2 separate regions of the Homo sapiens genome follow, and region 1 is linked to region 2. The links are chromatin contacts, found by Hi-C or POLR2A ChIA-PET in ENCODE. All regions are on one chromosome and are shown on one strand. Each heading gives the region's core, a stretch centred on a gene start or an enhancer-like site at or near the end of the contact. The rest is flanking DNA. Distances are from core to core; before and after follow the strand shown. Region 1 overlaps SIL1 (SIL1 nucleotide exchange factor). Region 2 overlaps CTNNA1 (catenin alpha 1).

Region 1 (4,318 bases), core at 938-3,437, 110 kb after region 2:
ACTTACTGCAGCCTCTGCCTCCCAGGCTCAAGTGATCCTCCCACCTCAGCCTCCTAAGTAGCTGGGACTACCAGCACAAGTCACCATACCCGGCTAATTCATATTTTTTAATGAATGTATGAATTTTTAGGGCCAGAGGAGATGAGTGTTGGGATGGGCTATGAGAGAGGGCTCCTTGCCAGGAGGCAGGGGTGAACACAGTGATATCTGGAATCATTTCTGTCTAGAGGAGCTGTAAAGAGTGAGAGAATGCGGTCTTCCACAAGAGCATGGGGGCAGTGTTAGATGCAACACTCCTGAGAAGTGAACGGCATCATCAATAACAAACTCCCTGACTGAAATGCTCAGGTAGTCATCCTGTCTTTTCAGCCACCCGGGTGAGCAAAAGACAGAACAATGGCTCAGGAATGGGGACAACTCAGGCAAAAGGGCCTAGTCACAGGGGTGAGGTTCTTTCCAGAATCCTCAGCACACAGCAACACCCCCAAAGGGGGCTCTAGGCTCTTGCTTTACAAAAACCGCTAGGGGCCTGTGTGTCAGCATGGCTGACAGGAAGCGGTTATACTGAGGAAAAAGAGATGAAGTCAAAAGATAAAGTTGACAGATATTAGGGTTGTTTCCACATTTTGCCTATGAACTTGCCTCTTCTAGCCTTTGCCAAGAACAATGAAATAAGAAGTCTGAAGAGCTGAATGTCCATGCCAGGGTGCTTCATCAAAGCACCTCAGGGATCCTAGACTTGACTGCCGAGAGGAGGCATTTTAGTCAGGCAAAGAGGTTGGAGGTGTGGTATGGGTGCTTAAAGTTGGCTAAGTGCTAAAAAAGGTGGACAGTTTGGACAACCAGTCTATGAGTCCCATGGCAGGGAAGGAGGTAACCTAAGAGACAAGCAGGGGTCCAAAAGAGAGGTCTGGAAACTCATCAGTTGCAGCATCAAGAAAGGTATTCAAAGGCAAGGGCCCTTGCCCTTCCATCCCAGACTTCCACTGTGTCACTTTTCATGAGGGAAAGGAAGGAGGGCACAGTGAGTTTTAGAGGCACATGCATGCACACACACATATATGGAGTTGCCTCTGGGAATGTAAATAAATATTCATGAACAGCTCAGTGTATGAAAAGCAAGGACAGAGGATGAAAAATGGTGCCAATTAGAAAGAAAGGGTGGTATCTATTTTTAAAGTGGCTGAATAAACAGTAAAGGATTGCTTGCTAAAAATACTGTGCTTGACCCCCTCCCCAGTGGCAGAGTCCCTCTCCTGTGCTTGGTAACAACAGGCAAACTCTCCTCCCAGTGTGGCAGGTCTAATGCTGCCATGGCAGCCTCATGTTCTTATGAGAGGTTCACCCTGGGCCAGGTATGGTGGCTCTCGCCTGTAATCCCAGCACTTAGGGAGGCCGAGGCAGGCGGATCACTTGAGGTCAGGGGTTTGAGACTAGCCTGGCCAACATGGAGAAACCCCATTTCTATAAAAGATACAAAAATTTGCTGGCTCTGGTGGCGCATACTTGTAATCCCAGCTACTTGAGAGGCTGAGAGGCTGAGGCAGGAGAATCGCTTGAACCCAGGTGGCGGAGGTTGCAGCAAGCCAAGATCACGTCACTGCCCTCTAGCCTGGGCAACAGAGTGAGACTCTGTCTCCAAAAAAAAAAAAAAAAAAAAGTTTACCCTGGGTGCCTGTCTCCAGTAAGAAGGAGATTTCTTGTGAGAAGCATTCTGGGTCTCGGACCACAAGCTGATAATGGCACTCATGCCTCAGAGGTGACTCAGGTTCTCAACAGTCTCCAAAAGATCCCTTGGCAAGAGGGAGCAAGTGAATGCAGGACTCCACTGGAGAATCCAACTATGGAGGCATCAGAACCAATGTAACAAAAAAGGAGGGGAGAGTCCCCAAATTATCCTCCCCAGAGTCCAGATCATATGGGAGTATTTCATGAGAGTCATTTCATGGGACTAGTGGGGCACTGAAATCAAGTTTCTTATCCACTGCCCACTCCTGATACACATGCACCAGGATATTCCCCCCTGGGATTAGATCTGACTGATGGCACATGAAAATAAAGGCAAGGAGTGAAGCTCAGTATGATTCATGGACAGAGAAAACAACAGGAACCCAAATTGTATGTGGGCCAGTGATGGGCAGGGACTGGAGTTTCTGTTCTGTCCCAGATGCGCAAATCTCACCCAAGTCAGTCCTGTAGGAAAAGCACTTGCTCTCCCACGCTCACGCCTGCTCTCGCGTGCTCTCAATCTCTCTCTCTTTTTTTTTTCTCTCTCTCAGCATTTATCACCACTTGGCACCACACTGTGGTTAGAAGTCTGGCTTTGAAGTCACGCTGCCTGGGTTCATGTCTTGGCTCTGACACAGTCTAGCTGGGCGACACTAGGCAAGTACTTAACCTCCCCAAGCCTCAGTTTCTCCATGCATAAAATGGAAATAGTAATTGTCTTTACTCCATAACAGTACTTACTTGGCCAGATTCAATGAGAGCATGCAGTGACTCTCAGCTCGGTGCCTGACATGTTGTAGGTACTTTTTTCTAAATATTCTTCATGTCTTGGTCTAGACTCTAAACATTTTGAGGACAGTAACCATGCCAAATGCATCTTCCTATCCTCTAAGAGTGTAACAGAGTTGAAATTCAGTAAACTTTTGTCAAATGAGCTGGCTTCCCTGAGCATGTTTGCCATGGGCAACAAACCCAGCTGGCAAATGCATTTGTCCAGTTCACCGGCCCCATTTGTTCTCATCACCTCAAGATAAATCCTCCCAACCACCAGCAAGGTGTGCAGGGTGGGCAGCATCTGCCCCTCCCTCCATTAGGAAAAGGTGAGAATAAATTGGAAAACAAACAGCCACAGGCAGTATTTGCAGCTCCTCAGAGCGATGCCCTATCGATTTTTAAGTGTCACTGTTAATAACAACAACAACTGGCAGTGATACAACATTTTTCTTCCAAAACAATCAGAGCATTTTATAGAGACAATTTCATCTATCTCTCCATGGCTCCAGCAGGAGCAGGAGAATATTCCCCACTTCAAGTAAAGGGCAGGAGAGGCCAAGGGGTTTGGCCAAGGTCACTGTACAAGTCAGTGGGATGCCGGTGCTCCTGGTCTCTGCGGCCCTCTGCATCCCTGGATGGCATCTCCCTAGGACAGAACTTCCCTAGCATAGTTCTTTTCAGATGTTTAGCAAAGTTAACCTTTTAACAAAACACCCATGGGTGGAGGGTGGCATCAAGCACTATTCCAAAAAGCATCCTCTTGGCGGGAAGCCCTTAGACATGACCACTCCTTGGCTTAGTCTTCCTCTTCCTGTGTGCCATCAAGAATCACACCTACCAGTTGGGCGTGGTGGCTCATGCCTGTAATCCCAGCACTTTGGGAGGCTGAGGCAGGCAGATCACCTAAGGTTAGGAGTTCGAGGCCAGCCTGGGCAACATGGTGAAACACCATCTCTGCTAAAAATACAAAAATTAGCCAGGCATGGCGGCTTGCACCTATTAGTCCCAGCAACTCAGGGGGGCTGAGGCACGAGAATCACTTGAACCCAGAAGGCAGAGGGTGCAGTGAGCCAAGATCATGCCACTGCACTCCATTCTGGGTGACAGAGTGAGACACTGTCTCAAAAAAAAAAAAAAAAAAAAAAAAAAAAGGCCGGGCGCGGTGGCTCACACCTGTCATCCCAGCACTTTGGGAGGCCGAGGAGGGCGGATCACGAGGTCAGGAGATTGAGACCATCCTGGCTAACATGGTGAAAGCCTTTCTCTACTATAAGTACAAAAAATTAGCCAGGCGTGGTGGCAGATGCCTGTAGTCCCAGGTACTCGGGAGGCTGAGGCAGGAGAATGGCGTGAACCCGGGCGGAGGAGCTTGCAGTGAGCCGAGATCGCGCCACTGCACTCCAGCCTGGGCGACAGAGCGAGATTTTGTCTCGAAAAAAAAAAAAGAAAAAAGAAATCAATCACACCCACCTAGTAGTCCAGAGGCTGGAGTGCCACACAAAGGGAGGCAGAGAAAGGACAGGTCCAATCTTACCCATGCGACACACAGATGTGTGTCCAAGGAGATTCCCGTCCAACCACCCACTCTACCCTGCCCGGACTCCCACGCTCCACCCCTCCCCAACACAGAACTCTACTCCCAAGAGTGACGTCTGGCAGAAACTATGAACATGAATGACAGTGATGCCCAAGCAGACAGACACAGTCTCTGTGAGACACATGCCAAGTGAGCATCCCTCCTCCCAGAGATGGACCCTAACCACCACTAGACAAGAGCTTCCTCTGCTGGAAACAGCTCATCCAGCCATCTCCATGA
Region 2 (4,807 bases), core at 482-2,981:
ACAAGTTTATCAGCCCACTCTTTTCAGAAAGGTGATTGAAATCCCTGTCATGCTACAGAAATGAATATAAACGATTTCAAACTAGTTCTTGGTTTCTAGATGGGTATGGTATCATAGTCTTCTTTAGCTTTCCTTTTTCCAGAGAGATTAATTATTTTTCTGGTTCTTAATGGTCATTTTCCTCTAATCTTAAAAATAGAAAAAAAATGGAGTGGGTAGTGGTGGTGAAGAGGATAAAACCCCATCAAAAAACAAAAGCTCTGACACTGTGTAACCAAGATCCGCAGCGTTGCTGTGATGCTGTTCCGTTCTAGCCAGTTGGTAAAGAAAGCACAGATGACTAACAGTCTAATCTTCAAACCTGTGCTGATTCTGAAACACAAATGGACAAAAATGAAAGAAAATCTTGCCTTCTACAGGCAATTAAAAAGGGAGGTTTTTGCTTTTAAATGAGAAAGGAAAATACCTTTTTGGTACTACTGTCATTCACTTTTCTTAAAGGACATTACCCAGAAAAATGGAAGGCAAAAAATTTTGATTTTTTTCAACTGGAAAGTATGCCTCGCTAGCCTTGGCTATGCTGTTCCTCTGAATTAGTAAATGGCTGGCTTTTCCAATTTGCTTTTGTCCGTACACTAAGGATTTTGCCAGTTATGGTCCTTTAAGGATTAAGGTGGAGATTCCCAGCCAAAGAAGGGGATTTCTTACCCATCCCACAGTTTAAATCTTAATTTTGTTTGTGGTTTGAAATGATGGAAAATACTCCTCTGCTGTCCTTCAGGGCTGATGGAATCTTGTGTGCTCAGGACACAGTTGTGTTGTGACCAAGCTGTCTGTCACCTGACAAATGGCAATGGTCATCCTGATAAATGGGTTGGTAAATTTTAGCTCGTGGTGCTCTTATTTGTAATAGGGGCTTCTAATTCAGCCTGTCTGTGGGGAAGTAGGGCGCTGTGCTCTATGCTGTTAAATCAGCTTCTGTCTCTGCCCAGACAAGCCCAGGGTCTGGTTTAACAAGAGACAAAATACTCACCACTCGAGATCAACTGAATTGAACTGGGCTGAGACTTTGACAAACTAATCTGCCCACCTTAAAAAAGAGCACATTTTTACTGTAATTTGTGATCTTGTCTGCTTTTTACCGAGAGATGTTAGGTGAAGGGTACTAAGGTACCCATCTCTTAGTATTAAAGAAGAAAAATTGTGATTAAATCTTACTGGCTAAACTATAGCCTTAACATGTTTTCAGTTTGATCCTGGGAAGAAAAAATATGCCCTGAATGAAGGATATCATGTTGATGTTGATGTTGGGGAAAAGATAACTTGAAAAATGGTAGTGGCTTTCTCTAAGGTTTTATGTCTTTTTTCTACATACAGTAAATGGCAGTTGTAAAAAATGCTCATTTTCTAAAATCAAGTTAGTGCTATAATTTTACAGTTTTTTCAATATGTGGAACAATGTTTATGGAAAAGTTCTGTGTGAATGAGTAGCTTGCATCTAAATTCCAAATATTTAATAGGTTTTCTTTAGAAATCATAATACAAGAAACTGAATACCTGTGGTTCTTTTCTGCATGAAAAATGTGGCATCCTTATCATTTGTTAACTATGGCATGTTTATATTTACATTGGAGGATCTACCCCTCTTCCCTTTTCAGCAGCAGGTCCTTTCCCTGTTTGGTGCAGATTGTGTATAATCATTGTTGGCTGCCTTGTAACTCCAGCTAACCTGAGAGTCAGATTTCAAAATCTGCCTTTCCTTTTAATCCCTCACCTCTGTGCTGCCTTCAAGTTACCACTGTGTGGCTGCATAGGCATGTCGAGTTGTTCTGCCATGAGATTCATCTCAGTGGTGCTGTTTTCTTCACCTACACTGAACTACACTTACAGCGTGAATGCGTATCTTTATTGAAAGATCGAAATGTATTATATAATAGTTGGAAAGTGTTTTTTTTCATGGTTCCTTTGTAATACAATAAGAATCAGTGTTAAGCCTGTTGCTAGCCAATTATTTTTAACTTGGCTCTTTGAGGTTTGAAGATCAGGAAAAAGCAGAAGAAAGAGGTTTAAACCCCTTTGTCAAGGCATCTTTGATCATGATAGTTGAGAGAGAGAGCGCGAGAGTGTGTGTGTGTGTGTGTGTGTGTGTGTGTGTGTGTGTGTGCGCTTTTAAATTGGAGGGAGCATGTCAGGATTGTTAAATTGACTCAGTTTGTCTTGTTTATCTCCAAAATATCTTCTAAATCTTTTTTCACATATTAATGTAAACATAGGATTTAGTACATTAATTAGTACAATGACAGTTTAATGCTAGTTTAAAACAGTTGTCTAAATGCCACAAAAATCATGTCCATTATAAGTCAAACGAGAAATGTATAAGAAGTTGGTGTAATTATTTAGGATTGGTTTCATTGTAATGAGACCTTTTCACAGTCACTTGGATTCATTGTGTAAATATATTAAAGAGTCACTCAGCTTATTAGAATTACATTAAAGGGTTCTGAATTCATGATATGGACTTTGATAATATCTACTAACCCAGGCAGAAACTCTGGAAGGAGAATGTTTAATATTTACCAGTCTTCAGCATACATGAAATTCTACTTCCCACCCTGGCAAGAAATTGAAGATTTGAGTAAATACCAAATTATCATACAAGAGAACTTTACTAAGTCTCCTTTTAAGCAGCAAGATAGTTGTGGTACATGGGATGGAGAGCAGTGATCAAACAGGTATTGATCTATATCTGTTTCTGCCCAATAGCTTCTTTCTAAATTGTTTTCAGTAGAAAAAAATAGTATATGGAGACCTTAGTGTAAAGGTTTACACACGATTGTATATAATTACATACATTTCTTATTTTGAAGTAAGCATTTTAGACTTTCCAACAGGAGTGCAAATTAATGTGAGCATTGATTCATTTAACACTTAAAATATGGTTTCATTTAAAAAATTAAAAATACTTCAACACTTCAAAAACTAAGTCTCCACTTAGTTTGGAAAATTAGGCTTAATGTCACCATTGGTAAAAATTAGATATGTATTTAGCCTCTACTATGTAAAATAGGTTACTTATCTGATGTGATTTTTGATGATGGGTAGATATTATACTTCACATTCTTTGTATGGCAGCTGCTGACACTTGCACTGTCCATAACCATTAATGATGATGAAGGGTCCTTCATGGGTGGGTTCATATTCATTATACGGTCCTTGGTCTGACATGTTTGACATATGGAGTCGTGTTTGGGATCGGAGCTGCCTGTGGTTCTGAACCATTGAGCACTGCCTAATTCTTCTTAAAGTGGGAGGGCAGCACTTCCTGGAGATGAACACTATAAAAATAATAAAAAAGAAAGAAAACAATAAAGCCATTGTTCCCGTAATTACCCGCTGAGTGAAGATGGCATTGTCTGGTTCAGGAAAGTGTTCCTCGGTAGTAACTGCTATGCCTGCAGTAGTTGGGATTTCTTTGTCTCCCACATGGTAACTTGATGAGCTTATTCTTTTTGTATATTCAGTGGTTGGATCTCTATAAGTTGTAGCCATGACAGTGACAGTGGTTGACAAATTCCAGCAGAGCTGAAATCCATGGACTGCATCTAGAATATCCTCTCCTTGGGTGTGGTCAGGACTGTGGCATAGGATGGAGTGTTCCCACCGACCTTGGAAACTGCCCAGCCAGGAGGCCAGAGCACATATTCGGGCGCTGCATTCCCACAGATTGCCAGAGAGACCAACGGTTGTGAGGGATCTCAGGGAGTTTAAGATCTTGGAATCAAGGCTGTTTAACTTGTTGTTATCCATGAGGAGTATTTTAAGATTGGGCATCGTTTCAAACACTGTCAAGTCGATGGCTTTGATTTCATTTCCAGTCAGGTCTAGCTTTTCTAAAGTGCCCCAGGTCCACTCCATCCCACATGTCAAGTTGCTGATTTTGTTCCATTGTAAGAAGAGCGTGTGCAGACTGCTTAGCCGTAGGAAATGAGCAAAATTAATCTTCGTCAGCTGGTTGTGCTCTAGGTGAAGCTCTCTCAGTTTAATTAATCCTGCAAATCCATTGCGAGCCAAACTTCGCAAACGATTTGTGCTCAAATCCAGAAACTCCAGACTACGACAGTCCCAGAACAGGCGTACTGGGATAGTCCGCAGGGAGTTGGAACGTAAATGCAAGGTCTGCAGCTTCCGAAGGCCATAGAAGAGCTCTGGGTGCAGAGATGACAGCTGATTAAAAGACAGGTCCAAATTTTGCAGGTTAATCAGTTGGGTAAAAGTTGTGTTTGGCAAGTAAAATATTTTGTTGGAACTTAAGATTAATTCCTTAAGTTTATATAGTCCTTGAAAAGCATCTTCTTTTACTGTTGAAATTTGATTGTGATCTAAGTGGAGCCAAGTAAGTTGACTGAAGCTGGCAAATTGATCTCTTTCGAGCTCTGTGATGTGATTGTGCCTCAGGGACAGGCCCAGAGAGCCCTTGTCTGTGGCGTTTGGCACTGAGTGGAAGCCCTGAGAGTCGCAGTAGAAGAGCAGCTTCTCGCAGCGGCATTTGGGTGGACACGCCATACCCAGGGCAGGCAGCATTTTTAAAACCATACTCATTGCATATATTGCTGCCAGCATAGGGGCCCCTAATGGCCACTTGAAATGTAAGCCTGCAGAATATAATTTAAGGAAAACAAGAAGATAGGATATTTTTCAGCAGAACATATGGGCTATTTAAAAAAAACAACCACCACCAACATTATAGCAAAAGATTTCACTGCATATAACTTATTTTTCATTTACTGCAGAAAAATTAACCTTATTG

Evidence for each region. A loop is a pair of places that touch in the nucleus more often than their neighbours do. ChIA-PET counts read pairs that join two places held with the same protein, here RNA polymerase II (POLR2A). Pooled maps may share reads with other maps.
Region 1: a loop to region 2 is called in a pooled map, with 2.5 times the contacts of the local background. The contact joins two enhancer-like sites. A Hi-C loop is called at or near these places in 1 of 168 maps with a recorded cell type or tissue (endothelial cell of hepatic sinusoid) and 2 of 50 pooled maps. POLR2A ChIA-PET finds 5 or more read pairs at or near these places in 1 of 52 experiments (WTC11).

The regions. Positions count from the first base shown.
Region 1 is chr5:138,979,574-138,983,891 of GRCh38, forward strand. All of the region lies in intron 7 of SIL1 (SIL1 nucleotide exchange factor), which reads right to left. Among named protein-coding and RNA genes, the nearest start is that of LRRTM2, 110 kb to the left of the region's middle. Within about 2 kb of position 2,188, at least 3 of the 41 ENCODE cell types and tissues checked have a DNase peak (open chromatin) inside an H3K27ac peak, as active enhancers do.
Region 2 is chr5:138,869,905-138,874,711 of GRCh38, forward strand. The region is part of intron 7 of CTNNA1 (catenin alpha 1); the gene reads left to right. LRRTM2 (leucine rich repeat transmembrane neuronal 2) reads right to left here. Exons shown (of 2, transcript NM_015564.3): 2 at 1-4,652. The coding sequence ends at 3,106. Among named protein-coding and RNA genes, the nearest start is that of LRRTM2, 3.0 kb to the right of the region's middle. Within about 2 kb of position 1,732, at least 4 of the 41 ENCODE cell types and tissues checked have a DNase peak (open chromatin) inside an H3K27ac peak, as active enhancers do.